Linked DNA regions of Mus musculus: region 2 is linked to region 1. Evidence: chromatin loops called from intact Hi-C (ENCODE). Cell type or tissue: heart. All regions are shown on one strand. Links, peaks and the distances in the headings refer to the core of each region. The heading gives the core; the rest is flanking DNA.

Region 1 (14,874 bases), core at 4,181-12,180:
GGAGGTGAGGGCTAATGAACTGAGAACTACGTTAACAAAAGCCCTTCCACGGCAGACAAAAGGGTAACGGTCAGATTCACAGGTCTCCTCTCCACTCAATTTCAGAAGGGGAAAGACAGGTACAAAGCTCAGCTCAGGTCCCAGAGCAGGTCCAGCGTCTTCACAGCCATACCCTGCTATCATGATAGATGATGTTCAAGTTCATGTCCATCAAACCCTAAGTCAGGAATGATTCTCTTGGCAAGGAATCTGAGCTGCCAAGGACCATGTACAAAGACAGATCCAATCCCACCTGCTCACTGCAAGTGAGATGTGCATGTCCTGACATGCAAGGAAGAGGAGTAGGAGGGTGACCTCAGGCTCTGAGGTCAGCCTCGCCCTGGCCCAAATGGAGCTAAATGGAACCCTCTTCCTCTCACTCCCGATCTTCACCCTTGCTCAAGAGAGATACGAACAGAGGACAGGATTCTGAATTTAGGTGTCAGAGGGCCTCGTGGCATGAGGACCAGAAGACCATCATGTGGTCCTAACCAGGGACCCTGAGCACGGCTGAGCTAGCCAGATACCATGCAACTCTAGGTGCCATAGCACACGTCACCATCTTAACAGATTTGCAAGTTCTGTAACAACTCTGTGGTGTGTGCGGAAAGGGACCGGGGTGAGGGAGGGTTGTTGGCAGAAATGCCAGCTTTGGGTCGGCTTGGCTGAGAGTACTCAGAAGTCACTGGTCCTCCAGGTGGAGGGAGGCTCGGTACAGTCGTAGAGGCAGACGCCGGGCCCTTACCATAGGCAGCAGGAGGAGAGCAGTCAGGGAGAGCTGCAGGGTTCTGGCCATGGTGCTTCCCAGCCACTGTCTCTGGCTGTTGCTCCCAGCCTTGGGGAGTCAGTCACCACCCTCCACTGTGCATGCAGCGCTGAAGGGAAGGAAAGACAGCACACCGTGTCACCTGCAGGGGGTTCCCAGGCCAGGATTCCAGCCCTGGTTAACCCTTGGGGCCTGCACCCCTTTACTCTTCCATCCCACCAACACGAGTTGAGCACCATATGCCCTGCGCCCACAGTAGGGCACTGAATGTGGTGGGTACATGCCAGCTCAGCCACCGGGCTACTAGAGCACTCCAGAGCAGCTAATTCCTCTGCATAGACCAGCTGTCTCCACGTCTCAGCATTCTCTGCCGCCACACAGAAGCAGAGTTTTGGCTGGCATATGCATGCCCACCTAGCAGTGACATTTCGCAGGCTCCCTTGTTCCAGGCACATGTCTTGTCCGCTGCTTCACTTAAGTACAGGGTCCACCTCTTCCATGGCAGACTGAATAATGTCCCGGGGGTTAGAGGATGACAACGGGATAGAAGCCAGCATCCCTGAGCGGACTGGGACAGCGAGACGCCTCTCTAGCCTGTGTGACCTAGCTAACTCCACACAGCTCTGGTATGGAGAAGCAAGCTTCTATACCATCTGTTCACTCTGAAAGGGCCTCTTTGCTCTCAGTGCAGACTTGGGACAATCACGTTCTCCTTTTACCCCGTCTCACAACACTTTGACTTCTAAAGGGTGTGGTCACATCACAGTGCTGTTGGACCTCAAGGACAGGTGTATGAGGACCAGGACCCCAGGAGGGACCAGAGAAATGGTGGGGACCGAGCTCACACTCCACCTGAGCCTGCTCTGCTTCTAAAATTGACCATTGACACAAATGCCTGGCCACTCAGGAGCTCTGCACTGGGAAAGGTTTGCCCTTGGACAGAGAGCAACGTACATGAGGCTACTCGTTGCAGCAGCAACACACTGCCCCTGCTAAGCAGAGTGCTGTCATCCCTTCAGAGCGATGGTGGTCATTACTCCATTGCTGTGGGAAGGATTATTAAGTAGCCCTATTCAGAGCACAGCTAACACAAAAAGCTCTTCACTATGGACGCCTCGAGGATGTGAAACAAGCCTGCCCCTATATCCCATGCACCGTATGGGTCCAGCTTTTACCTCCCATGCCTCTGTGCCTTAAGTGCCTGGCCTTAACACCCTCTTTCAACATTTTTTTTGGCTCAATTGGGTAATAAACAGACATCCAAAATAAGGAAGAAAACCAGTGACAAGAAGAAAAAGAGAGAAGAGTGCCCCTCTCCAGCTCACTCACTCGGAGATGGTAAGGAGATCTCCGATAGCTGATAGGTACCCAGGGAAGGGAGCACGTAGGGTTCAGTAGATTGGGAGAAGCCGGGGGATGAAAAGGGGTCAGGCACACAGGCTTAAGGGCCTGCACCTCCCCCAAGGCCCCATCCACTCCTAGTGGGTACAGGCACCATGGGTGCAACACTGGTGGTTCCTCAAAAGTATTCAATTGCCTGTACCAGTCTGAGATCCCGACCCTGTCTGCAGAAATGACCTCAGGCTTGGTTAGGATGGGAGACGATCGAGTTCTGGGGACCTCAGCAGGCCTCAGTTAGAGGCCATCTTTCCCAGCTAGTTCAGGTCAGAAAAACCAGTAAGAATGGGATGTCCTCTGAACTCAGGGTTCACCTTGAGTAATCTAAAGACTCCAAAACAGAGCTGTGGCCCCCAGGGAAGCCCTTCAGGACCAGGCATACCTTCTACTTCCTCTGCATCCCAGACCCTCTCAGCCTAGTGCAGCCTGGGACCCCTGCCAGGCTGGCCCTTCAGCTGATGCCATGTGGATTACAGTGGGTCTGTTTTAACCTGTGTGAGAACCTTGGGACTTACACAGGGACACAGAGCTGAAGCTCTAAGGTTCCCTCTGGTGGCGGGAACATGATGGTAGGGAGTCTCTCTCTCTCTCTCTCTCTCTCTCTCTCTCTCTCTCTCTCTCTCTCTCTCTCTCTCTCTCTCTCTCCATGCACCTCATTTTTAAGCAAAGGAGCATAAAAACATGTCAGATCCACAAACACTAAAGCACCTTTATCCCAGGGCTTCCACTTGAAAGCATCAATATGATCATCTGCGATGGCAACTTCCCTCCCCTCTCCTCATATGTCCCTTCACGGAAACCCCGAACCATGTACAGTAAATGTTCCTGTGAGGATATGAGCTCAGACATATCATGCATGCCTCCATGGATATGTACAGGAACCCTCAGTTCTATGGTACAGTCTCCTAGACAGATCATAACCCAGGGAGATATCCATGGTGCTGACACAGGAGCCATGAATGCACACGGGTGAATGTCTCAGATGGGGCGATCACTGAGCAAGGGTCCTGGATACCACTGCTGCCTCATCTAGTCCCTGACTTCTCTTCCTGTCTCTGAAGACCTCACAGAGCACCACTCTCTGCTCTTCCGGGTGTTTTTCTCCAGTCCCTACCCTTTCCCAGCGGCCCCTGGTGCTTGCATTCCAGTGTTCTGTGGGGCACAGTGTTCTGTGCCTTCCAAGATGTGACACTGATGCTCCTCTTTTCCCAGGCTACCTCTGCCTCACAACTCCTTAGAGATGCAGGTGTCCCTGTCATGGACTAAGTCAGGCCACCACAGATCTGTCAAATACCCCACCCTAAGGAGGGACATCAGGCCCTTTCTTGACTCCCCTGCATGCCCCCTGCTCTCTCTCTCTGGGGTTCAAATTGTGCCGGGCAGGTGGCTCAGAGAACAGGGAAGCTCTGCCTCCAAGCTCCTAGTGGAACGGAGGTGGGAAGTTTCCCCTGTAGATTTTAGCCTTGACCCCAGGCCAGGTACTTAAGCTTCCTGCTCAGCCTCTGCATGTTGTCTGCAAAGTGGGAATGACAGCCATGCCTGATCCATGGGCAGCACTTCGAGGATGTGCCACAGCCTGGCGTCTGTGAGGTGTCTCCCTCTCTGTGCTCATGATTCTTGTGCCACTGCACAATCACCTCCACCCTGTATCACATTCACTGGGCACAGCCAGCCTGCTGCTCGTTATCTCCTAATGGTCAGTATGTGCTGTGTACACCTCCAAGTTGAATACCCATCAACTCCTGTAACTTGACTGACACGAAGGAGATCCTGGCACTCTCCTCGTTCTATAGGGGAGGCAACAGAGGCCCAGAAAGTCTGTGCAACTTCTCCAAGGTCACACAGAGAGCATCCCAGAGAACTAAAATGTGGCTCCAAACCCCTCTACTTCTGCTGCTCTGTCATTTGGAAAGGAGCCTGCTGAACCCCCATGTGACCTCTCACACCATCAGAGGTGTGAAGATCTTTTGCTCCTGGCTGTCACATGCAGAGATGTGAAGCCTACCTGTACCTGCCCAATCTTCAGGAAGAGCAGCTATGAACAGAACATTTCCATCCTGCCTGAGATCAACTTGAAAAGCTGCTTCATCACTGTGAAACTAAGACACAGAAAGCATCCCAGTAGGAAGGGTGTTCCCCAAGGTTACATGGGATAGCGAGCCTAGAGATGTGCCAAGCAGGAATGGGATGTGGACTGGACTGCGGGGAGTGTTGGAGACCCCCAGAACATGCCCACCCCTCCACCCAGAGAAAGTCTGCCCTCCCTGGGCCCTAGCAGTCCTGAAGCTGAGCTGAGCAGGGACTGAGAGCCAGGGCTGCATCACCAGTCAGCACTGAAGAACTGGTGACTCACAGACCTCGAGACATTCCTAGTCAGAAGAAGGGGGGATCTGCAGACCCTTCAGCACCCTCACTGCACCAAACCCAGCAGAGGCCACCTTCTACTCTCAGCGGGGGCATGGCTTCTGCTGCAGGCCACTCACAACTCCTCCCTCAGCTGCTCCAGACAATCAGTGGAAGTCTGGTGTCTCTCTGCATCCTTCCTGCACCCTGAATTCCTTCGCCCTAAGGAGCACCTAAAGAGGACAGAGCACATCAGGGGTCCATCCCTCCCTTCTCCATACAGACTTGGATTCCACACATGCCCTCCACTAGAGCCACCTCTAGAGCAAAACAGCAGGAGGCAGGGAGGAGGTAGGGGAGTCTGGAGCCAGTCTAACAGCTAGGGACACTGAAGGGCTATGCCAGGAAAGGGGGATGGCACTGAATGAGAAACTATTGCTACACCCCCACCAAGGGAAGAGATTTTCATGGCCACTGAGCGGAGCCACCGGAGAGCCATTTGGGATAAGGACTAGGTTGATGGAAAGTGGGCAGAATTCTGAGGTCTGAGACAACATGACAACGAAGTATCCCTGGAAGATGTGTCAGGAAAGAAAGGTCCCAGGAGGACAGCAGGGCAAGAGAGAAGCAGAGGGGAGGGTGAGCTTGCGAGCCATAGGTTCTCAGTGAGGAGATTCCAAGGTGCATAGTGGCTGCCAGTACTCTCAGCCAGTACGCTACATGCCCATCTGCCAGAGAGAAGGTTGAGGAAGCCAGGTACTACTCAGAATTCAAGGAGAGCAGGGAGGAGAGAGACCACCCCAGCCTTGGAACACCACCTCCTGGAAGCCCACCAGTGCACTTACTCGCTCTACCCTCTGGCCCCCAGCCCTGAACAAGGCTGTTGAGGTCTTGCCAAGTTTACTGTGAGACCCAAGGTGAGATTTAGGGTTGCCTTCTCCCTCTTAAGAGGAACAGGAGAAGGGGTTCAAGAACGAATTAGCATGCTAAGACAACATCAGAGGTATTTAAGGTGTGCTGGCTCCAGCTACACTGCAAGGGTGGGGGCATCCCCTGAGTACAGTGGAGACTTCCCCCAGGACTGACAGACAGATGCCTCTTGGAGACCAAGTGGAACAGCTTGTGCTCAGGCATCTTGAGCCCTCAGATCAGACATCCTTTCTCTTCAACCTTTTAGACCCTCTCACCTCTAACCTTCCATCCCAGGGGCTAGCAAATCTTCCTGGCTGCTCAGATTCACTTTGTTCCTAATTTTTGAACAGCCAGAAAGTCAAGTACAGATTCTAATCAATGCATTTTTTAAGTAGCCAGGAATTTTTTTTAAAAAAGGAATTGCCTGAATAATGAATTGCATGAAATCAAAATATTGGGTGTCTGCAATGTTTGTTAAAACATAGTCAAGTTTAGTTTCTGTTCATATATCCTCTGTGCAGGACAAAGTCATTATAGTCAAGTGCAATGCCCACAGAGTCTAAAATACTAACTAGATTCACGGGAGGGTGAGGGGGGAGTCACATCCCATGTTCTAGGCTCCTGCAACACAGTGTATACACACACACACACACACACACACACACACACACACACACACACCTGAACCTTCATTAAGGCTGGCTTTGTGACCAAATGTTCCCAGACCTTTCGTGAGAATGTCTTTCTGTTGCTGCCTACTTCCCTCTCTCATCCCGGCGCCCAGGCAGGTATCAAGGGACGCGTACATGCCTTCCCAGCTGTGTGTCACTCCTCTGTGTGTCAGTGTGGGGGTGGGTATTATTGTGTGCTTCTGACGGCATCCAGAGCTCAGTACAAACACATCACAGCGAAGGGTTTTCCTGCCTCCATGTTCCCAGGCAGCTGGAGCGTGAGGGCCAATCCATTCAGACGTACAAGCCCAGCTCCTTTTAGTCAGAGGTGGCTGGAAGCTTCTGAGGCCTCTCTGCCTTCTGGGGGTAAAAAAGCCCCCACCTCTCCTGCCTGGGGCATCACAGCTCTCCTCACACATATCCTCAGGCCCTTCAGTCACCTCAGGGTCAGCTCCAAAGCCAGTGACTCTCAGGTGAGCATGACACTCCTGATCCTAGGCAAACCTCTGCACTGGGCACCCTGGGTTCTGCCATTTGGTCAACAATCCTGAACGATGAACAGAACGCATCCCTGCCAGACCACCTCCTCAGTGAGAAAACCGCCTTGTGGCCCTAGCTACTGTCCTTTCTAGACTCCCACCTGGGTGCTGATCTATAAATATCCACTGAGTCCATGTCACCATTCAATACAAATGGAAGAAAGGAGTGTCCAGAAGTAGGAGCATGACAGAGAGGTGACCATGTGAGAAAACAAGAGCTCCAAAGTGCTTCCCCAATCAGCCCCCCACGAGCCTGAAACACACACACACACACACACACACACACACACACACACACACACACACACACACACACAAAACAGGATGTGAATGCGAGCTTTAGCCTGGCTCAGTCTTGGGAGTACAGGAAAAGGTCCTCCTCCAGGCTCACCACAGACATGTTTCCTCGATACACAGAGACAGACAGACAGACAGACCCTTGGGGATCTCAGCACAGATGCACCACCACCCATGAACCACTACTGATGGCAGAAAGTAGGAGGGACCACATCTGACTCCTGGTCACACCACACACACTTGTTGATGGATTGGTCAGAAGATCTGGCTCAAGGCCGGCTCCAGCATGTCCTGTCTTTAATTTGTGTGTTCAGAGTTTGGCTTGTGTCCAGACTGGGGCCTTTGCCTGTTCTTTCCAAGGTCAATGAGGAGCAGGAGTCCTAGGCCTGCACTTGGGAATGGGGGCTCCTCCAGCCTTACCTGCCACCATATCAGATGCATCTCAAGGCCTTCTGAGCAAAGAGCTACCTGCTATCCCTGGGCTCCAAAAGGCCTCATCACAGTACAAGTAACCCTTGTCCCAAACCCACAGCCACCCTCCAGCCTGCAGCTTGACCTTCCGAATGGTCTGCCTCAGTCCAACTGCAGTCTGGGGGCAGACTGCCTTCCACGTCCTCTGTATGGGCTCTAAATTCCTACATACCCTCACAGGAATGCACCTGAGCTGCCACAGGGAAAAAAAAATCCAAACAGATGCCTATTTCTCTCTCTTTAGGCCATGAGGGAATTATGGGACATACAGCCTGAAGTAAAGAAAAGTAGTCACAGCAGCCCTGAAATGGACTGAGGAATTAGCCAGACCCCCTCTCATGCCAAGGTGGTCCAGAAGGCTCTGGGTTCCTAGAACTGAAGCTCCACTCCCTAGCAGCGAGGGAAATGCCATCGCCATCCCCTTCCTGCGTGTTTGCTCCTGAAGATCTAGTTCCACGAACTGGTGCCTGGTCCCTTGCTCTTGCTGACAATATGATCCTGCTCCCAGTAGTCAGCTAGCTACTGCAGAGCCTGGGCCTTTAAAACAAACATCAGGGGTCTCGGAGGGGCCCACTACAGCAACCCCACTCCCACAGCGATTTTCCCCCACAGGCCCTGCAGGGCGTTTCCTTGTTAGACCACCAACCCCCAAGCGTCTCTTGGTCAACCTCTCCCCGAGCCCCGGGGAAAGACTATCCTTAGGATAGTCCTATAGCCGTAGGGCTATCCTTTTAAAAACAATGCTAAAGCTTATCTCTATTGGGGGCACAAACTAAATTGATCCCTATCTTATCTCCGCAGCTCATCCCTCAAACGCCCTGCAGACTGTAGAACCGAGTTCCCAAGAGACCCTCCAGCATTTCTTTCCAAATCCACGTAGGCGCTTTGGTCCGACCTGGAGACAGGGAGATCGAGCTCTGGGGGATCTCTGGCCGTAGTGTCATTCGTGCCCCTGAATGCCTCTTTCTGGCACCAGAAAAGGCTGAGACAGCTAGGCCGATACTCACTGAATGGTCTACAATAATGTGCTCCAAGCCACGGTCCGACACTTGGATGGAGCAGAGAGAAGCGTAGGCAGCCCGCGGCGGCGGGAGAGGATGGGCTCCGACTCTGTGCCCCGCGTTGGCCCTCGCTGGCTTTGGGTTTGGCAGAGCACGCGGCTCCTGGAGACCTCTGGGCTGAAGGAGGGGTCCAAGGGCCCCGCTGGAAAAGGGTCTGGCGCTGGGCGAGTGCGGAGCAGAAGGACAGGCCAGGAGTGGTCCTTACCTGATGGCCTCGGGGCTGGTCGGGACTGCTGGGCGCAGGGGCTGAAGGTGCAGGAGGACGCGCAACCCGCGAATCCGCGCCCAGAGCCGCACTGGCTGGAGCGTGTGCGCCGCGGAGCGCGCGCCGAGCCTGGTCTCTCGGTGCGTGTGGCCGCGAGCAGCCAAGTCTGTGTGTCCCTGCGCCGCGGTGTGTGCGTACTGCACAAGGGACCGCGCTGCTCCAAAGTCGCAGCCAGTCGCAGTCGGGAATCGGAGCGAGGCGTCCCTCGTCTCCTTTAGCCCACCCTGTGCCACTCGACCGGCTCTGTCCTGCGGGAGAGGCGCCGCCTCTGCTGCGCAGCCAGGCCCGGGGCCGAGGGAGGCGATAGACCACCGCCTCCCCGGCAGACCTCGCAGGCGGGGGGTGGGGTGCAGGCCAATGAGAGCCCGGGGGGCGGGGTTAGGCCGGGGGCAGAGATGGGGAGCTGGATGAGGACCACCGCGCTGACACAAGCCAGAGCTGCAGCAGGGACCCAGGGCGCGGAGGCGGAGGTAACAGCCCCCCTTTCCCAGTTCTGTCGCAGAGCTTCCGGGCTGAGTTGTGCCTTCCTCAGGGCTCACCACCTTTCTGTCCAACAGCAAAACATCCACTAGAGAAAGCCCTCTCCCTCTCTTCTCTGTGTTCCAAGCCTCCTCTGGCAACCTGCCACCTGAGCAAGTCCCTGGCCCTCTTTGGGCCCTCCTCTGCTCACAGTCAGGGGTCTAGAAGGGATGAATTGCAGGTGCCTATCTAGATGTCCTCGAATGTGACACCCCAGAGAACACCTCTATAGCCAGAAAAGGAGTAGAGGTGCTTACGGGAAGTCTGTTAAAAATAAATGAGACTGCCCTGCCAGCTCTGGGAGTTTGGGTGTGCGGCCTGATGTTTCTGAGCCTCCACTTCTTCACCTGCACCACATCGTTTCTATTTCTGGGCTCATGAGAAGAACAACATTGTGTAGGAACAGTCTGTGTGCCAGTAGCAAACTTGTACTAGGCTCATATATTCACTGATGCTAAACAAATTACTATTGTTGTTGGTGATATGGTGTACTCACCCTTCTTCTGGTACAATTTGATAAGCAGGAGCTTAATGAGCAGAACTCAGTCAAATAAGGTCACAGTGCCAATATCCTGCCACCTCCAGTTTGGCATAACTGTGTCCAGTCACAGCATCCTGAGTTCTTTGTATCCCCATCACTTAGTCTCAACTGGCTTCTGTCATTGCCTGTTCAGGCAAGTTCTGAGCCACCCTTGATGTGTGTCCTTCTGAAGAACCTTCAAGGAAGAAGAGGGAAGGAGAAAGAACTTGAGCCTTTTGTTAGCAAGGTCAGTCTAGCTGAAAACAAAAGGACAAGGAGATGGAGAAGACCCATGAATGGGAGCCACACAGAACCCTAACTGGTAAGACCTACATGATCATTTTACATCCGACTTCACAATGAAAACAGAAAGGCTAAGAATAGGAAGCAACCTGATGCTCCAGAAAGATGTATGGAGTGTCCTATATACAGACAGCAAGTTTATGATTCCCCACTTAGTCCAGGAAGCACTGGTCACCTCGTAGACAGCTGGCACTCGCTTGTGTTCTTTCAGGCCATGTTCCAAAGGAAGAGCAGTGGAGAATATGTCTTCTCTCTTAAGAGTGGTCAGGACCCCCTCTAGGGAGAGTACAGCTAGACGCTGGGCAGAAGTCAGCAGTCAATCAGGAGCAGCTCTAGAACGCACTGCATCTCTCTCTGGTCTGTTTTCCCAAACTGGAGGTCAGCTTCTCTACTTGGCCTCCAGCCTTGATGTAGGACGGATCAAATGAGATGTCACCTGTGAAAGTACTCTGCAAACTGCGAGACATTCAAGGGGAGGCAGGGCTGTTGATAGCCTCCACATAGGAAGTGGAACATGAAACATGGGACATTGGCACTAGGGGCTGCCAGGGAGGGGGAGATGCAATCACTTACCCACAGTAGATCAGATCACTCCACTACGGGAATCCTGACGCTTTGAGTTTGTGCATCCAGTTCCTGGCTCATTACATACTGCTGGTTCTTCATGTCTGTGTCTGGGAACCAGAGCCCTGCTTTCTGTTGTGTGTTAGCAGGTGCACATCATGGAATATGAGAAAGACAGTCATGGTGGGTGTCTTCCTCTATCCAGGCAACCAGCTGTGCAGAAAGAAATGAGACATTCATGTAAACCCACATGTCTTCCCTTTGCTTCACAGCCTATGGCCTGAAGGTGAGTCCCTGGCAGACTCCAGGTAGAGGACAGTCAGACTTACTACTTGTACCCAACCTAAGAGCCAGGTATGCCTGAAGTCATCCAAGAGCGATGCTTTTTCCTAGTTGATTCACCTCACAGGAGCACAAAGATGACTTACCAGACCCCAGCAGATGAATGTGTTGTGAGTTATGCCCTCCATCATTCTGTAGGCCCAGCATGGGCTTCTTTGTCATGTGCCTGACTCGGGGATTTGTCTCTGGCTCTCCTAACAAATGTGTTCCTATGAATAAGAACTACACCAATTCTGGTGCCCCAAACCAAGAACAGAGCCAAGATTTCCCATTATCTCTATGGTCACTCACCCAAAAAGCCAACTTCAAATTCTAACCTTGACTCTCCATGCTTCGCAGCTTACCGTCCCCACCCTCGCTGCCTGGCTCTGGAAAGCATTGGGGTAGGAACGAAAGGTTCCCAGAGCCCTCTTGAGGTGCCTTCCCTCCCAGAATTGGAGAATGAGGAAACTCATGGTTCCTACCCTGAGGTGCTCACTACCTCATCCCTCTCCACAAGCCAGCCAGCTGGGCAGGCAGCAGCTGAAAAATATGGGTTTTAATTCAATTTCCTGAGATGAGGGACTGAGGGAGATGAATGCCAGGTCACCCTACCCAGCATTCATCTCTCCTGCACAGCCATTCCTTCCGTGACACAAGCCCAGCCCTGGCGCCACTCAGACATAAGCGGTACCTTCCAGAACACAGGTGTCTCGGGGTAAAGACCTGGCATCCCTGGCAGGCTCCCACTCTGTAGAACCAAGTCTGCTCAGAGAAAGGACCCTTCTTAACTATTCTCAACAGAATCTCTTCACAAGCTTTGAAAAAACACCCCTGCCCAGGCCTCACCACCACAGATAATTAGATAATTGGTCTGTGGAGAGGCTCGGGTAGGAGTGTTTTTTGAAAGCTCCCTAGGGTATTTTAACATACAGCTGGAGTGCTCTGGAACACTGTGAGAAGCCCTCCCCATGCCTTGCGTGCAAGCCTCCCAAAGTGGTCTGCTCACACAGTCAGAGCAGGGACCTGGTGGGTCTGATCCCCAGACCTAGGGACACCCTGAGATAAAAGGAAACGCATGTTAGTTCTCTGTCTAGAACCATGCTGTGCAGATGGTGGCCTTGGTGTACTTGAAATGCCCTGAGGTGCCCTGGAAGCTACCTGGAGTTGAGAAGGAGAGAAGCATCTTCAGAGGGACTGGGCATTCCTCAAAGACCAGGCTTAAGTTCTCTGGCCCCTACCCATTCCACAGCCCAGCCCTGGATAGAGATGAGTGAGGCAAAGACTACTTGGAATGAGAAGCAGGGGGGGGGGGGTGACAGGGGCAAGAGTTAGGGCTGTCACTCATAAGGCTCAGGACCAGAAATGATGCTCCAGTTACAAGGCATTATAGCTACCAGCAGAGCAGGTCTCCGATCAGAACCAGCCCTGTGCCTCCCTAACTCGTAGATAAAAACTTACGCATCTGGGAAGTTGGAACGTATGGGCGTCAGGGTAGACTGGATGAGATAAATAATTCCTTGGATCCCGGAGGAAAAGCAAGAGACCTGTGTGCAGACCTACATCTCTCCGACCTAGGTACATAGATGTGCAAATCGTCTGTCCAGCCCGGAGGAGTGCAGAGGCAAATATGCATACTCAGTGCGCCTTTCCATGCAGCATGCACCCCCAGAGGTGTGAGCCAGTGGGTGGTACCACACGCAGATTCATGCTCAGAATATACATCTTCTCCTCTGGGATAGAGATCTTCCCTCCTGAGGGATCGAAAGCAGACCGCAGGGCCTGTCTGCAGAGGCAGGGCTTCATCACTCTCAGGCAATGCTTGTCAGAGAATGAGTGACATTTCCCATTCACCTTCTGTAGTGCCTTCCCCAGGGACTCAACTGGTTACTCATGGGAGCCAGACGTTCTTAGAACCCATAGTTGATGGAGAATGAAATAGTTCTTGTCTCACACCATCTCCTCTCTCTCTCTCTCTCTCTCTCTCTCTCTCTCTCTCTCTCTCTCTCTCTCTCTCTCTCTCCCTCCCTCCCTCCCTCCCCCTCTCTCTCTCCTGCTCCCGCCCCTGCCCCATAGGATTCTTTTCATATCCCTACATCCCTTGCTCTGTCTTCTTCACACCTGGTATTTGTGCACAGCCTCTTCAGTTGCAGAAAGTACCACTCCAGCCTATATCACAAATCGGACACATGAATTCAAGGCCACTTTGCACATACCTACCCTCAGCTAGGAGTGGGTCTGCTACCCCTGGCTAGCTCTAGCTCCTGTCACAATAAATTCGTACATCACGTCTGCCCCCTCCTTGCAGATACCACAGTCAAAGCCAGTTCCCACTTACTGCCCCTGCACTTTCCTGAAGTCTGTCTTAACTGCGCTAAAAATGACAGTTTGCCCCAGCCCCACACCATTCCTGGCTCTAATAAAGAGCCTCTGCAGGCACAGGGGTATAGAAATTGCAGATAATTCGTGTGGGAGGAGGCAGCCTGTGTGAGGCATGAATACAGCCATTCCCAAAAAAAGCAGTTCAGAATAATGGAGGGCCTATTACAGGCTGAGACCTGAGTCGATGTCATACAAATGATGTTGATAATTATATTAAAAGTAGAGCAAATAGAATGTTATTTGATGATCAACTTTGGGAACATGTTGGCCGCTGATAAAATAATGGTTTTGCTGTGACTGATGGGGAGAACTATCTGCAAAAAATTCATAGGGTCCTTGGGCTCTAGACCCTGAGCTGGTGGGAAGGGTCTGGCGTAAGGCTTTGCAAATACTCAAGACCGAGTATGTATGGTTTTGATGTTCTAGTGTCACTCAAAATGTTACTGAAAACTTAATGGCTTAAGGTAATATACCCGGTATGCGTCACAGTTCCATGGATTCAGGGATTGGTTCTGCTTGGAATGTTATAAGGAATCAACCAAAAGGAGACCTAGCCCAGGGTTTCCATGGAGGCACAGGGTCTTATCCCAAGGGGGTTGGCTAAATTAAGTCGATTGTGGTTGTAGAACTTGGGCCTTAGCTTTTAGAGGTGCTGCTGAGAGCCCAATCTTGCCACTGTAACCCTCAGCATTATGCTGCCTCTCAGCCCTTGATATCTCTCTCAAAGGGCTCATCTGATGGGCTTAAGATCTTTCAAAGTTCCCTGTTCCCACACCTAAAGGCAACTCACTGGGAAACAGACTCAGTAACATCAGCAAGATCCATTGCCCTTTGACTCATAAGAGCTCCAATCAGGAAATCAAAATCACGCAATATTATAGGTCCTGTCCACACCCAAGAGGGTGGGAGAATATGGGACTGCACACCAGGGGCAGGGACTGTAGGTACTTAAGTTTTAACCTACCACAGTCCCCATCTTCTGGATCATGGAGTATGAGGGCTGGACTGGAACTCCCTGCTACAGCAGGTCTCTGAAGTCAGAGGCTGTGCTTATCTGGTTGCATACCCAGTATTGGGCATCCACTCTGGGCTGATTACAAGTGAGTCTCCAACCCCTGTGGCTATTATACCTCGGTGGGAAGTCCAAAGCCCTGGACAGAGAAAAATAACTACATCAACCTGTCCAAAGCCACAGAGGGTAAGGCTGAAACAATGTATGCAGCACTCTTCAGGAGCTTACAATGTGACAGGCTCTGGGATGTCATCTTAGGAACTCATCAAGCTGTATAGGTTAGGGACATGGTAATCATATGTATGCAGATGAAGAACCCAAGTCTTGGATAGACAAAGTCGTTTGTCCAAAGGTGCTGCCAGCCCTCTCAGTTCAACCCTAATGTCACTGATGCTACTTCTGTGTATCAGGAGATAGATGTGCAAGAAGAGTCGAAGATGCTCAGCTACCTCCCCGACCCCTGCCCTTCTCTTCAGGTTCCTGTGGAAATC
Region 2 (14,874 bases), core at 3,969-11,968, 54 kb after region 1:
AGAAATAGATGTAGACACATCTGAGAGACTAGAGTAGAGTCATGAAGTCATTCCTCCCTCACCAGCCATGTGATCTTACTTCTAAGATATCCGTTGGATACCAAAATTCTGAGACAGTAAAGTTCCTAACACAAAACAGCACGGTATTCATGCTTCACACACATTTAGTATATTTAAAACATCTCTGGAATTCTTATATTACCCAATATAAAATAAGTGCCAAGCAAATAATTATTGTACTTACCAGAAAAACAAATCTGTGCACGACCAGAACAGATAATATTTTTTTCTGAATACTTAACACCCACATAGGGCCACTGTGCTCTAATGACTTTAGGGGTGTCATGGGAACCACTATACTAAAATCTCTTTGTGGGCATCACAGGGACCACTGTAATGTTGCTAAAGGTACTTGCCTTGCTTCATGGGCAACACAGCAAGTCACGCTGTGCACGGAAAGACAGCCAACTATAGCCACGGTTCTTTCCACTGTCTGTACTCTATAAAGGAACCAAAATAGGAAACCAAATCTGCTGTTGCCTGTACATGGAGTATGTTCTTCTAGCTGGGCTACCTTGTCTGGCTTCAGTGGGAGAGGATGTGCTTAGCCTCACAAAGATGTGGTGTGCCAGGGTGGGGGGATACCCAGGGGGACCCCATCCACTCAGAGGAGAAGGGAGGGGGTGGGGAAAGAATTGTGGAAGGGGCAGAGAGCAGGATGTAAAGTGAATAAGTAAAATATTTTAAAAATCTGGAAAAAAAAGATGCCAAATATGAGCATGGTTGATGCTGTGTAAATACATACATACATACATACATACATACATACACACACACACACACACACACACACACACACACACACACACACACACACACACAAGATAAGCCAGAGCACTTACCACTGTACTGTTCAGGAGGGACTGGGTGCTTAACAAATCTGCACGCTTCAAGCTTTCTCCCAGTACCTGAGGTAGCTGTGTGTCATCGTTCACACTTTATCCATCTGACGTTGCATTACTCAGCCCTGTAGCCAGTAGTCTCGTACAGCTTGTCTTCCTCATCCTGATTGCTCCCTGTTCCCAAACAAGAGCCAGTCACTCTTCTCTGACAGTCTCGTGAGTGTCCTAAAGTCCCTCTTGAGGGCAAGACTTTGGAGGGGTGGCCCAGATGGTTTGTTCCCTAACCTCTTCCCAGGGGGGCGCCTTCCCTTTTCACATCCCCATCACACATGACTGTATTGCTCACCCTTCTTAACTTTGGTTGCAGGCTTTGTCATGGAATCTCTTCGCCTCACTTTTCTCATAAGATAAAGCAGGGGGAGAAGCAACGTTGCATCACTGGACTGTGCTGAGGTGCAGTAAAGAGGACAAGACTACGTTGTTTAGAACATGGAGTCTGTAGTGTCTAGAGAATAAGAAGGTTAGCTATCCTTATCATTATGCCATGGACAGCCAATGTCTCCCTTTGGCTCCTGCCACATCCAGAAGTCTCATGAGTGACCTCCTAGGCAGGAGCTGTGTGTTTAAGAACTCGTCCTCGTAGGCTTTGTGATGGCTTCAGGAAGGAGTAAAACAGCCACCTCCTTCCTTGAAGTGCCCATGATGAAGACAGCGGCTGGGCCATAGCTGACCCATCTTCTTGTACTGGCATTGTTGCATCTGCTTTTCACTTGCGTTATTGAAAGCAAAGACAACTCACCAATTCCCTTCAAAAGCCAGCCTGATTTTCACATAAAGAATGTCACCTTCTCTTCTGGGTGTGCCTCATAGAAACAAGAGGCTCCATTTAACTAAAACACATGGAAATAATAAACCAGGCTTCTGGCCCTAGTATTTGTCTTTTCCCAGCAGAGTCCTTGGATAATGGGCCCTCCACGTGGTCCATAGACATGCACAATCATAATCAAATAGCCTGACTCCTAGATGACTTAGCTGGGGCCACTGTGACAAACAATCCCGGCTAGGATACTCCTAGAACAGAAATTTGTTTCCTCATAGTTCCACATGGCTAGGAGCCCAAAATCATTGCCTTGGAAGGCTGTGCTTTGACCTCACTCTTTCCTTGGCTTGTGGGTGTATTTCCTTTTTCATGACTTTTCTTCTTTTCTGCCTCTGCCTCAATCACCTCTTCTCATCACGACACCAACATATTGGCGTAGAGCCTCCCCAGGGATATCATTTTACCTTAATGACATCTTTAAAGCCCTGGTTAGGCTTCAGGTATAGCTCAGCTAAAGCATGTGCCTAGCACGTCTGAGCTCTCAGGTTCCACCGTCACTCAGCGCCACCAAAAATACAGTGAAAAGTTCTAGGTCCAAATGAGCACATTTTGGGCAGTAAGGTTTGACAGCTCAAGGCGGGGATTTGAGGAAGAACTGAGGAGCCTGTGGTACCTTGGGTCCTCAGGTTACAGCTACTTCATTTCCAATCATGTACTATGAGCTCACTGCTCTGGTATCTCACCTCAACCCTACTCCTCCAGGATCTCTCCAAAGCTGACCTCCTCTCCTGCAAGAAGTCTTCATCCCGCCCCAGCTGCAGCCTCCTCCCACATCTGAACCTCTTATCTCAGACCCTTGCCTCTCAGCCTGGGTTTCTGTGGAGAGCTAATCTCCCAATTGGGCCCTGAAATGTGGAGGAGCAGGGTCATACCAAGAGGGAGATGGGGGAGTGCCAGAATGAATGGCTGGGAGTTGGGGGTTGGGGTGGGGGCAACCAGACCAGCATAACCTGAAGGCAGGGACTTAGGAGCAGGAAGATACCTGGGTCTATTTGTCCTTCTTGCTCTCTGCCCTGGCCTAGCTACCAGATGTTCGCGATGTCCCCAGGGACTCCCCCGCCTCCAGTCCTGAGGTGGTCAAAGGGAACCCCTGTGATTTCTAGGTGGAGAAAAGCATGGCTGTGTCCTAACCTAGTCTCGTCCCAACTTGTGCTTCAGATCCCTGCTGCAGCCTTGACCGGTTGCTCTTTTGGCTCCAGGCCTCTCAGCTGCTTGAGACTATGCTGTGGGTGAGAACGAGTCAAAGGCACGGCCAGTGAAATCCTTGGGGGTCCAGCATTATTTGTTTTCACCAGTGTGTTTTGGTCACTGGAACAGTTTCTGGCACACAGCATAGCAGAGGCTCAACAGGAAAATCTGAATACATGAGAGAGAAGGATGAGCAAGCATAGTCTCTGACCTTTTGTGTGCTGTGGAGATGGAGAGTCCCCTCCAGGACCCAGCTAGTAGGGGGTCCCTCAAGGCACCAGCTGAGGAAACAGGAAGGAATCTATGGCTATGGACTTGACCCTTGAGCTTGGGTCAAGAGAGCAAGGGCAGACAGGAAGTTCTAAATACTAATAAACTGACCCAGTGAGTATACTGTTACCAAGCACGTGAGGTAGATGCCCGGACACCAGCCAAATAAAGCAAATAAAGCAAAAAAAACAAAAACAAAACAAAACAAAAAACAAAAAACAAAAAACAAACTTGGAGTCTGAGGCACACCTGCCTTGCCTCTGGTTCCCTGGCTGTCCTAGACCTTAACTGAGCCCCTTCTCTTTCATGCCCTTAGTTCCTAGTTTCCAGTATGGCAAGAAGGTATCAATAGCCCTCTAGTGGGCTGCAGAGATGGCTCAGTGGCTAAGAGCCCTGACAACTCTTTCAGAAGTCCTGACTTCAATTCCCAGCAACCACATGGTGGCTCACAACCATCTATAATGGGATCCGATGCCCTCTTCTGGTGTGTCTGACAGCTACAGTGTACTTACATTAAAAAAAAAATCTTAAAAAAAAATAGCCCTCTAGCTCTAATGATCACGTTTCTCTTGGGCCTTGGGAGAGTCTATCCCAAGAAGGTAAGCAGTGGTCTCCCCAGAGACATTCAGAAAGGACTGTCCATCTCAAAGGGCAAGGGGGAGCATGGGAGTTCAGATCCTGGAAAGGTTGCAAGAGAGAAGGGAGTTCAGATCGAGTAAGGGCTGCAGTGAGAACTAGCTTTGCCCTGACTCCCACGCCTCCAGCCAGCCCTGCAGAACTCAGCAACCCGGAGTTCCTTGGCCCCAGGGGTGCTGAAAGAGCCCTGTAGGCTTCACAGGGTCAAGGCCATGACATTCTCTAGGGGGACCCAGGCTGCCTGCAGGAGTTCCAAAGATCACATATAAAGCAGTTGGAGGATCTCAGGCTGGGAGGCCAGAGATCTGCTCTCAGCCCCTGCCTGGATGCAGATTCCCTGCGTGGCCACCGTCAAACTGCTCTCACTGCCTTGTTACTGGCACAAGTTCTGAGTCCTGAAGACCCAAAGCTGTTTCCGTGGTGCCCACAGGAAGGAAATCCTAGTCAGGCACACACCACTGCAGCCTATGTCCTTGGCCTCCCTGAGCAGATACCGTCTGCTTGGCACGTCTGTGTGAGCAGTCTTCCTTACGAAGCCTGGCCCAGGGTGCTTCATGTAGGTTTACAGCCAGCAGTATGGAGCCAGATCCTGTACCAAAGCAGAATTCCACACAGGGAAAGGCCCCTGGGGCAAAAAAAAAAAAAAAAAAAAAGAGCCTCAGAAACAGATGAGCAGGAGATCTTGGGCTCAAGGAATAAGGAAGAATTCAGAGTTCCAGTCTTCTTTATACCTACTTTTATCTGATTTTATTTCTAAGCATTTTCTTTCCTTTTTTCACATCACAAATTGCCATTTCTTCCTTATGATAATGATTTATTTGGCATTTATAATGTGTAAGATATAGTGCAAATTAATTAAACATCGCCACAGCCAGTCGGTGAGATCCCACCCAGAGTCTCGCCTCCAGAGCACACAGAACTGGCCCATGTCTCTGGCTGGTACAGTCTCGTCTCTCTAATGCCTGTCCCGACGCAGGTGATATTGAACACACTAAATAAAGACGTCCACCTTCATGGAACACATATTCTAATTCAGGGAAACAATGAAAAGCTAAGTAAGGGAGCTAAGTTGCATTCCAACAGGAGGGGACACACAGAAAACTGCAGAGAGAGGAAGGGGCGCGATTCTGAGTGGAAGGAGCCATCTGTTCAGAAGAGCCCACGAAGGTGAAGGAGTAACCCATGCAGACATCTGAGGACATGGCGGGTGCAAGGAGCCTGGATGAGGAACAGTAAATAGACCAGCGTGCTGGAACGAAGCCATTGAAGTAAAAGCAAGAGATGGTCCTGATGCAAGGCACACAGGCCGTCCGGTTACTCAGTGTTTGGCTCTGAGTGAAGTAAGGAACCCCAGGAAACCTGGGCAAATGATATAGATTGAGTGGTATAAGCAATAGGAGGGACAGGCTGTGGACTGGGGAGCTGACTAGCTTACTTAGTGACTCCACCCCTCACTTGGATCCCCCTGAGGAAGAAGAGCCCAAGAGTTCAGAGCCCATTAGCCCTGAAAGTGAGCCCTGAGCTAGGGACTTGGGCCAGTGGGAGAAGGAGGCAGGCCTAAGGAGCAGTTAATACTGTGGTCTGAGCCACTCTGAGCAGTATGGGTTCCTATGGTACATCAGCCCCTAGAAATGTAGTGTCTATCCACCTGCAGCTGCTTGCTGTGGATTGAAGGCAAAAGAAGAGACTAGCGAAGTCCTCGGGATGGGTGAGTCTGGGCCCATGGATTGCTCAACAGACCCCACTGGAACCGGGCATGACCCCCCTCAGTCTGGCTCACTTCTCACAAGCCTCCAGATTACCAGAGGAAACTATCGCTTCTATCCAGACCAATAGAATCTTTTAGTGCTTCCAGGAAGGTGTCCTGAGGGAACTTGGCAGGAGTCATATATAGTTCGGGATAAAGAGGGAGATGACCAATGAGGTAAGGTAAAGGGTAGGCCCACATCTGTTTGTGCTCAGGCTATCCAGAGCTCAGAGATACAGAACAGATAGAGCTCGTGACCCAGAGCTGAGCCCAGAAGCTAAGAGGAGCAAGCAGATTAACTTCTCCGAATCTCAACTTCTCATCTATGAAATGGGCTGAATGTTTCCAAACTTTATGAAGCTTAAAAAGTGAAACAAGGGGCCCTAGCTATAGCTTGGTGGTTAACGGCACTTGCTACTCTTGCAAGGAAGCCAGGTTTAGTTCCCAGCACCCACATGGCTGGGAACTAAACCTAGCTAGTCATGGCTCACTGCCACTGAGAGAATACATGCACGTAGCCTTGTGACTGTCTTTTCCAAGTCATGTCCAGCATAAGACCTCAACTTAGGGTGTTACTTCGGGACCTCTGAAAAGTGAGCTTTCTTCCTGCTGAGCATTTTCAGGGGCTATACAGAATGAGTTTCTACATTAGACATATTCAGTCATATTCAGAGTAGATTGTACACTTTGCTGCCAGCCTGCTGGTAGAAGGGTCATATGCCATTTCCACTCAGCTGTGCCCAAAATCACGGAGCTAGCTGCCTCTTTCCTCACTTGTGACATGGAGCTGGTGGTAACTGTTCAGCAAGCTCTTTAAATGGCATGCGTGCACACACTTGAATCCTAGAACAGCGCCTGGCACTTGGATCGTTTTTTCATTGCTCAGTCAGATGCAGCCACTCCTTGGCTGCAGGCCAGAAGATTGTGGTGCCAGCAAATGCCATATGGGGCCTTGGGCTAGCACTTTTTCTCTCTGTAACCTCCACATTTAATGATTTAGGTTCTCCTGGGATCAGGTGAGTAGGAGCAAAGTGGACCTATGTCTAACCATCCACCCGGCCCTGGACCCCCTTGCAGACCCCATCCATTGTCCATGAACAAGACACTCACTGGCTTGGGAGAAGATTCACTCACAGGATCACAGAGAGGTCTTTGCAGAGACACCAATGCTAGTCATGTCTGAAAAGCCTTGTCCCACGTTCCCTAGGTGAACACGGAGAGCCCTGAGCCCATAAGGTCCAAAGGAGTGAAGCCTGGGAGCAGGGCTCAGTAGACTAGTGTGTGTCTCACTGAGCTCCCTGGAGAGCTGAGTGAACTCCCACAGAGTCATGCTTCTGGTCTTGGAGAGTGATAAAGCCAGGAGGATTGCTTTTGGGTTTCTTCCTGGTACCCTTGCACCCAACCACCAAGTGTTAAAGGCCATAGAAACCATTGAGGACTCACTGATCAACCACACAGGGTCCAGAGAGCTTGCCTTCTCCCTACCCAGGCACCATCATGCTGTCAGGCAACCCCGCCCTTCGAGAGCTGCAGTGACCAGCCTTACATCTCAGCCTCAGGCTCAGTGTCTGCTCTTGGGAGCAAAGAAGACCATTTCCTACCATCTAGGTAGTAGAGCGGGGAGCCAAGCTGTGAGAGGAGACATAAATAAAAGGCAGCCTGCGAGCAGCCAACGTGGCCCCTGGCACCAGCACTGTGTGTTCAATAAGAGCTGGGCTTTCTCCCTTCCATGCCTCTCAGCCAAGCTTGGTCCACCCCTGAAGTCCCAACTCCCAGCAGAGACTTCCCCCCCAGCACCCCCCTCTCCCCTCCACCTTCTTCCGGGAGCCTGTTCTGTAAGCAGGTCTTGTGGTAGCAGCCTCAGCCTTAATTTTAGTTCTGGGCTGGGTAATTTCCCGTGATTACAGGCCCTGTCAGTATAGCAAGCACTCCAGCTGCTAGCAAGCCAGCAGGCCTCATCAGAGCAGGGCCAGGCACATGTTCACACACGTGCCTCACCCTCAGGGACACATACGAGAGAGCATGTGTGTGCACTAGCAAGCATTTGCACACTCACACTTGCACACTGATGCATGCACACTCACATATATGTACACACTCAAATGAACATTCAGCTTATTCAGGACCAGGACCCGGGCGTCCTCAGCCAAGTTGTGTGTACATAGCCTGCACCATGTTCATCTTACCAGCGAGAACTCTCTGTGCCGTGCACATGTATAGCATCCCCTCTCCCACCCCCAGAGCAAATGATGAGTCTGACAACAAGGACAGGGACAGCAGACATAACGGGGCACTGTGGGACAAGGGCTTTTCTCAGGGACCCTCCCCTTCCTGCCAGAATCTTTCTCTTCTCTCTCCCCTAGGCTTTCCAGGCTAGCACTAGAAAGCAACGCCTTATCCCCTTCCTCATAAGCACTCTGTGTGTTCATGCCGGTGCTTCCATGGCTCGACAGTGTCCCAGGAAGAACATGTGCTGGAAGATCCCGGGGTGGCAGTGTTAGAGTTGAGGAGGTATTAGAAAGTAGAGCCATGTGGCATGTAATTAAGTCAGAACTACTCATGGAAAGAACTAATACTGATATTGGGGAATGAGCTAATTCTTAAGAGAATGGGGTGCTACAAAGCTGTTCCTGGTGTTCAGACTCCCCTTTCTGCCTTGCCCTGTGAAGTCTTCAAACACACACCCTTCCGCATGTGCTCCCAGTGTGATGCATCCACCACGTGTTGAGGAACCTAGAGGTCCTCACCAAATCTGAGATGTCCCCATGTTCTTGGGCACCTAGAACTGTGAGTTAATCTCATGCCTGGTTTTTACGAATTACTCAACTTCAAGCATTTTGTCCTAGCAACACAAAACAGTTGAAGACAGACATCTGCTATGGATCATGACTAGGACCCACTCCATCTGTGGATATGGCTGTAAGTGAAGCAGAGGGAAGACTGGCCATATAAATGGAATGCTTCGATAATGTATAGCTGGTCCTTGCTGTATAGGACTTCCTGGCTGGCTAGCTCCAGAGCTGACACTTACTGCACGTTCACAGACATTCTGGACCATTTGAGAGGCTTGACACACAGTGCTCAGCCAAATGAGAGGACACTCTGCTTTTTTGTTCCAGGTGTCCTACTTTAAAAACAAATGTCACGTCAGGGAGGTGATAAGGTTTATTTTGTCCCTATTTGTTACATGGGCTGTGAAGGACAAGAGAGTCTCAGTTTAGGGTCTGCATGGAGTCTGATGCAGCATGATGTGACTTACACACGGAAAACTGTGACAAGAGGATGGGTTAGGACATCACCCTGGTTAGAATGATTTGGATGATCCTTATTGGTTGGCTGGAAGAACTGGGTGACCCTTTGTGGGACATCTTATAGGACAATCACAGACGCAAGCTTGAGCTTCAGGGAACTACTTGGTGGTGTCCCTATAGGAGGAATGCCTACTGAGCTTTCCCCGGGCCCCACACGGCATCTTTGCTCCCCATCCAACTACCTTCTACATGGAGTTTCCTGTGCTCTAGCACCACAGAGACTAGCTTTGAGCCTTCATATGCAGACATGATCATGGAGAGACACACAGAATTTTGCCTCTGCCTTCTTGCCAGCCCCTTTTTCCGACTTTCTCCTTTCAAGCCATCCCCACAGCTGCATTGACAGCTCGACCACCCATTTCACATGCCCTTCTTCTCCTGTGTCCCCCAGACAGGCCTAGGTCTGAAGATCTTATCCCTGACTGTAGCATCCCTGGGCACAGCCTGCCTGAGGGTGGCCAAACACAGATGGCTATGGAGCCCAGGCTCCATATTCCTCATTCCTATGGGCTTGAGTAAGGGGCTTCCAAGGGGGTGTAGGCAATGGGCAGAGCTGTGGCTTGGCCCATCTGGTCTGTGCTGAGCCCTTGATGAGGAAAAACTGGTTTCAGAGCTACCGCACAGCAAGGCTGCTGGCTGAGCCACTGAAGGCCTTCTGTGAGGACATGAGAAGCCCTCAAATTCCACCCAGACTGCTCCTGTCTGCTTACCTCACATCATGATATCCAAGGCCACTGGATGTCTGGGAGGGCCCTCTGTGAAGGCCATCTGTCCAGCAAGAGACCAGAGCTACACATACCAGAGCCACGCCCAGCAGAGCTGTGGACCATGCCGGTGCCATGGCGATGCCATCTCGGCCAGCCTTTCCCAGCCCGGTAACCATGGGAATGTACTCAGGGCTGCGGCTGCTTATGCAATGCCTCTGAGGGAGGGAGGCTCGCGGACCCACCTACTTGCTGCAGGGAAGCCAGAGCCCCAAAAGAATCTGTGAACACGTATGCTACCCACCTGCTTCTCCTCACTGAGAGGCAGGGAGAGCGCCACACATTCTCATCACGTATCATGTAACAACACACTACCTGGGTTAGAATGACCTCGAGGGGAAGAGAGGACAAGAAAGAGAAAGTAGGGGCAGGGGGAAATTCTAACTAGGAAGATGTTGGCTGTCTGCATGCAGAAAGGCTCCAGCCACTCTGGCAGCCCCAGGACCCAGATGTTTGTATTATTGAGGCAGCACAGCTGCTGTGTGTGCTATTCTGGTTTCATTGCCCTGAATCTGGGAACTGGAGCCTCCTAGAGGGAAGAATGGAGAGCTGAGATGAGCGTAAGCTTGCGAGCCAGCCAGAAAGAGCACTGTCCACAGGAAGAGGTTCATACACATGAGTGAGCCAATCAGAGCTGACTGAAAAAATAAATCCAACCCTGCTGCTTCTTGTTATGTTCCAACACCACATAAGGGCTCCAGGCGTGGGGCCTCTGGGAGCCCCTGAAGCCACAGGCTAAAGGCATCACAGGCTTCTAGACACAAGCTTCAAGACACAGGCTTCCTATAGCAATTGCAGCTCTCCCGGGTCCTCTCCATCCTGGCCCTATCTCTCTCTTTGCTATCCCTCCCATGTTGAGTCCCACCTCTTGAGATTCCTGGACCTCTGAAGGTGCCCCAGAGTTCAGGAGACTCTGGCCCAAGTTCTCCTAGTCCCTCAAGCCCCAACCTTCACCTTGGCTGACAGAAATGCCCAGACAAATGGTCAGTACCCTACTAGTCTTCTCTCTCCTTGTCTCCACAATGCCCCCAACTCCCCGCAGTCTCTTCTTTTGCTTTATCAGGACCCCAGGACCCAGCTGCATGCACAGAGCCTCCTCTCCTCCCAGGGTTCCTCCTCAGCTTGCTACTCCACCCTGACACTAAACCTCCCAGGTCCACGTCCCATTCAGTCTGCATCCTTCCCCTCAGCTCCATGCCCACTGCATATGCTCTCTTGCAAATAGAGCCAAGTCTCTTATGTCTTGTCTCCGAGAAAGGCTAACCCTGCCTTCTCTAGTTGAGGTTCCCAGATTATTAATACTGACTGGTCATCAGTCACCCATGTGCCCTCCTCTCCTATTTTTTACCCTCCAGTTACTATACTTTCCCATCTCTATATGCTCCTATCACCCAAACTCCAGCCAACCATGAACCTAGCCATCATGGTGAATTCGGAGCCAGTAGCCCACTTCTCTCTACCAATTCTCATGCCAAGCCCCATGAGTTTCTGCTACTCCCTTTAGGCAAATACCCTCTTCCCAGCCGTGCTCCCACTTGGATTCTTAGTCCTCCTCAGTCCCCTGCAACCTTCATTTGATTGCACCACACCCTCCTCCACCAGTGATCTATCTCCACCTGAATGACACATGTGCCCTATTCTCTCAGAGCCAAGTACAGTCACACCTGCTTGGATCCACTTGGACCCAGAATTGCCTCCTGTTACCTACAGTGTCCCCTCCTGTCCCAGGCACACTTCAGTCAAGAGCTGCTGAACACACTGCCCCCACTTTCCCACGGCCCATTCACTTCTCAGTACCCTTCCGTCTGGCTACCCACGTCTGCCAATCCCCTGCCAAATCTGCTCTTGCTGTGCGCGGTGCTGCCAAATCCTGGATGCGCCTCCAGCCTCCTCTTGAAAGGCTGCTCAGCAGTGCTCAGACCCTTCGCCAGAAACTCCTTACCACACTCTTTGTTTGGCCCCATAATTCCACGTTCATCTGCTCTCCCTCCCACCTCTCTGGCTGTTCCTTCTCAGCCTCCTCGGAGACTCCGACTTCCCAGTCAGACCCTAAAGGAAGTCAAGCTGGTGTTGTTCCTCGTGAGGTGGCTTGGCCTGTGCTCTTGTTGCTGAAACCCAGTCATATTCCAACAGCCATGATCTCCAACTCCAAACCAGATCTCTTTCAACCCCACTTCTCCCTGCAGCCCCAAGATACCTCATGTCCACCTCACTGGGCATTTCATGGCTCTCTGTCCCTGTAGATCTGTTCAGACTGACTGCCACTCTCATCTGAAACTCTCTCCCTTCCATCTCCACACACATCCCAGGAAACCTCTGAGAAACGCTACTTCACAAGTTAACTGCCACTGTTTACAGCTTTTGTGGAGGTTTGGATATGATTGACCCAAGAAATAGCACTATTGGGAGGTGTGGTCTTGTTGTAAGGAGGCGTGGCCTTGTTGGAGAAAGTCTGTTACAATAGGGGTGGGCTTTGAGACCTCCTCCTAGCTGCCTGGAAGACAGTAAGTAGTCTCCTCCTGTTTGCCTTTAGAACAAGATATAGAACTTTCAGTTCCTCCAGCGCGTGCCTGCCTGGATGCTGCCATGCTTCCTGCCAGGATAATATTGGACTGAACCTCTGAACCTGTAAGCCAGTCCCAATTAAATGCTGTTCCTTATAAGAGTTGTCCTGGTTATGGTGTCTCTTCACAGCAATAAAACCCGAACTTAGACACTATTGAGTCTGGCCTTGTGCTTTAAACTACCATGCTTTAAACTTCCTAGTTAGAGGCTCCAGTTTAGACCCCGGGGCTTTCAGTAGAGCCCTTTGCCTAAATTTCAGTCTAAATACATGAACAGGGGTGGGGGGAGCCTATTTTAAATGTGTAAGGTTTGTTATACATTTTTGTATTGTTGATAGACACTTTTGATAGCTTCTTGCGGCTCTCCTGGCACTTTGAGATCTGGGTGTAGCCTGGCCTACCCCACTGCAGTCTTGGTCAACTTCCCCTTCTGTCACTGAAACTCATTCACTGTACCTCTTTCTAGTCCCCTCAGTGCCAAGCTCCTCCCTGCAACAGGGCCTTTGCACATACTGCTTCTTCACCTAGCCAACTCAAATTCATGGTCTAACTTAGCTTAGCTATGCATCCTATAGGAAGCCTTCAATACAAATCTCCACACTAGGTCTGGTATTTCTGAGCCTTGTTCTGTCTACATTTTACTTCCCATTTGTATACTTGGGGCTAGTACAGTCGATACAGTGGCCATTTGTCTCCTTGTACTGATCATCTGTCACATTAGCGGTTGATTGGTCAGCCTGCTTGGAAGGCACTTGCTACCTGAGGAGGATCCAGGCCGCAGTGCAGGACTTGCTGTCTCAGCCCTGCTGGTATAAAACAGCAGGGGCAGGACCCAAACTTTCCCCATCCATGGAACTTGACAGAATCATGTTCCTGCAGAGTGGAAAGTGAAACAGACATCCCTAAATTCTCTGCACCTAATGAAGGAACAGGGAGCTTCACGTGAATAATTTAAGAACAAACCCAAGAGAGTCCCAGGGGAATGTAAATCCCCCACATGCCTTCTCACAGCCTGGCTCCCAGCAATGAAATCATCCACAGTCTACATGCCTGAGTAGCAGAGCCAGGAGGGATCCCCATGCAGATACACAGTCAGCCAAGTGCCTGGTCCAAGCGTCCCTCTCTAGCCCTCACCCATGCCCTCTCTGCCTAGTCATTCACATCCAACCTCAGGTCCTAGCACGAGGCTCTTTCCAAATTCCTAGGAGCAAACGGAAGCATCAAGGAAAGTCCTTTCCTTCCTCCCTCCTTTTCTTCCTTCCTTCCTTCCCTTCTTTTCTTCCTACCTCCATGCAAAACTCCTCTCAGGACCTGAAGAGAGGTGCTGAGAGAAGCATGTGGGTTGGAAAATGGAAGAAGACTTCTCCCAAAAGAGGACACGCCCAGGAAACTCCCTACAGCCTGACTCTTGCACAGAGACCCCCATGGGAACACTAATTCTTCTATTGCTCCCAGTTGATAGGTGCTCTCTCTCTCTCCCTCCCCCTCTCCTTCTTCCTCCCTCCCTCTCTTCCTTCCTTTCTCCCTCTCTGTCTCCTTATACATATCTAACCCAGCGAGGGTGGTCTCTCAGACAGCCCTCCCCTTCTTCCAGTTCCCTCCTTTCCCAGCCCAGAAGCCTCTTCTTCCCCCAGCCTTTTAGACTTGCTAAGCCCCAGGCCTGATCCTGGGAGGCCTCTTTCCTGTCTAGATCAGGACCTCCTTCAAGGAGATCCCACTCTTGACACAGTTCATATGCCACCTGGTGGCCAGAACGAGCATTGCTTTTTCTCCTCTGACTTAGTGCCCTTCCCGGACACAGGTTCCACTGCTGAACTATACCCTAGACCGTTTAGTGCCCCTCATGAAAACCCTTAGACATCACCTTCTACTCAGCCTCTCCTGCCACAGAGAAAAAGCCAAGACTCATAGAAAGAGTTTGCAAGTCAAGAGCTTAGCCATGGACTTGCATGTACAGACATATTCTAAGTCTACAGAGACCTGTCATAGTGTGCATTATAGTAGGGATTTAAGGCTCATAACAAAATCAGAAGGGACCAAGAAGTAACCACAATAAAACCCCTAGGAGCAGCTACATAATTCCTAAAGCCAGTGATTCCACCACAACTGACATCATAAGCTTCAAAGTAAGTGCTACCTAGCCACTAAGTAGCATTTACTGCCACCAGCTATTAACTAGCAACTAACACCCTATTAACTCCTAACACTCAACACTAACATAACTCTAGACACTCTAACTGCTAACACTGACTATTCACCACTAACTAACCACTAATGTTAACACTAACCAAGCTAACACTAACCGTTAGCCAACAGCACTGCAATAACTCGACCAGCAGTGGCAATACCAGTAAGTGTTAATGGAAGGTGTTTCCATGGGAACGGTGCAGAAAATCCATCATGTTGTCACTGTCGTGCAAAAATGCACTAGACCAGCTTTGCCAGGGAACAGTCTGCATTAGTGCAAGAATCCTGAGTCTAGGAGAATTGACTCTGGAATCTCTGTTCATTCTGAGCACACACCACCCCCACCCCCACCCCCACCCCTACCCCCACCCCCGCCTTTAAATGTTCACAAAGAATTTCATGCAAGAGAGTCTGTCACCACAGAT

Evidence for each region. Peaks named below come from ENCODE experiments on the same cell type or tissue, not always from the same donor. Only the 100,000 strongest peaks of a DNase experiment are listed, where the experiment ranks them.
Region 2: it touches region 1 in a loop (2.5-fold over the local background); 14 of 42 quality-filtered maps call a loop at or near these places.

The regions. Positions count from the first base shown.
Region 1 is chr6:55,446,197-55,461,070 of GRCm38, reverse strand. Adcyap1r1 (adenylate cyclase activating polypeptide 1 receptor 1) reads right to left here and starts at 9,093. Exons shown (of 17, transcript NM_007407.4): 1 at 8,703-9,093; 2 at 785-914. The coding sequence starts at 835. In heart, for the core only: no CTCF peak of the experiment used is centred there; DNase peaks (open chromatin) are centred at 6,656, 7,290 and 9,010; H3K4me3 peaks cover 1,604 bases; H3K27ac peaks cover 343 bases; H3K27me3 peaks cover 7,842 bases.
Region 2 is chr6:55,391,744-55,406,617 of GRCm38, reverse strand. It overlaps 6430584L05Rik (RIKEN cDNA 6430584L05 gene), which reads right to left and starts at 9,731. Exons shown (of 4, transcript NR_046179.1): 1 at 9,645-9,731; 2 at 903-1,076. In heart, for the core only: a CTCF peak has its summit at 10,232; DNase peaks (open chromatin) are centred at 4,067, 7,557, 9,787, 10,217 and 2 weaker places; H3K27me3 peaks cover 5,983 bases.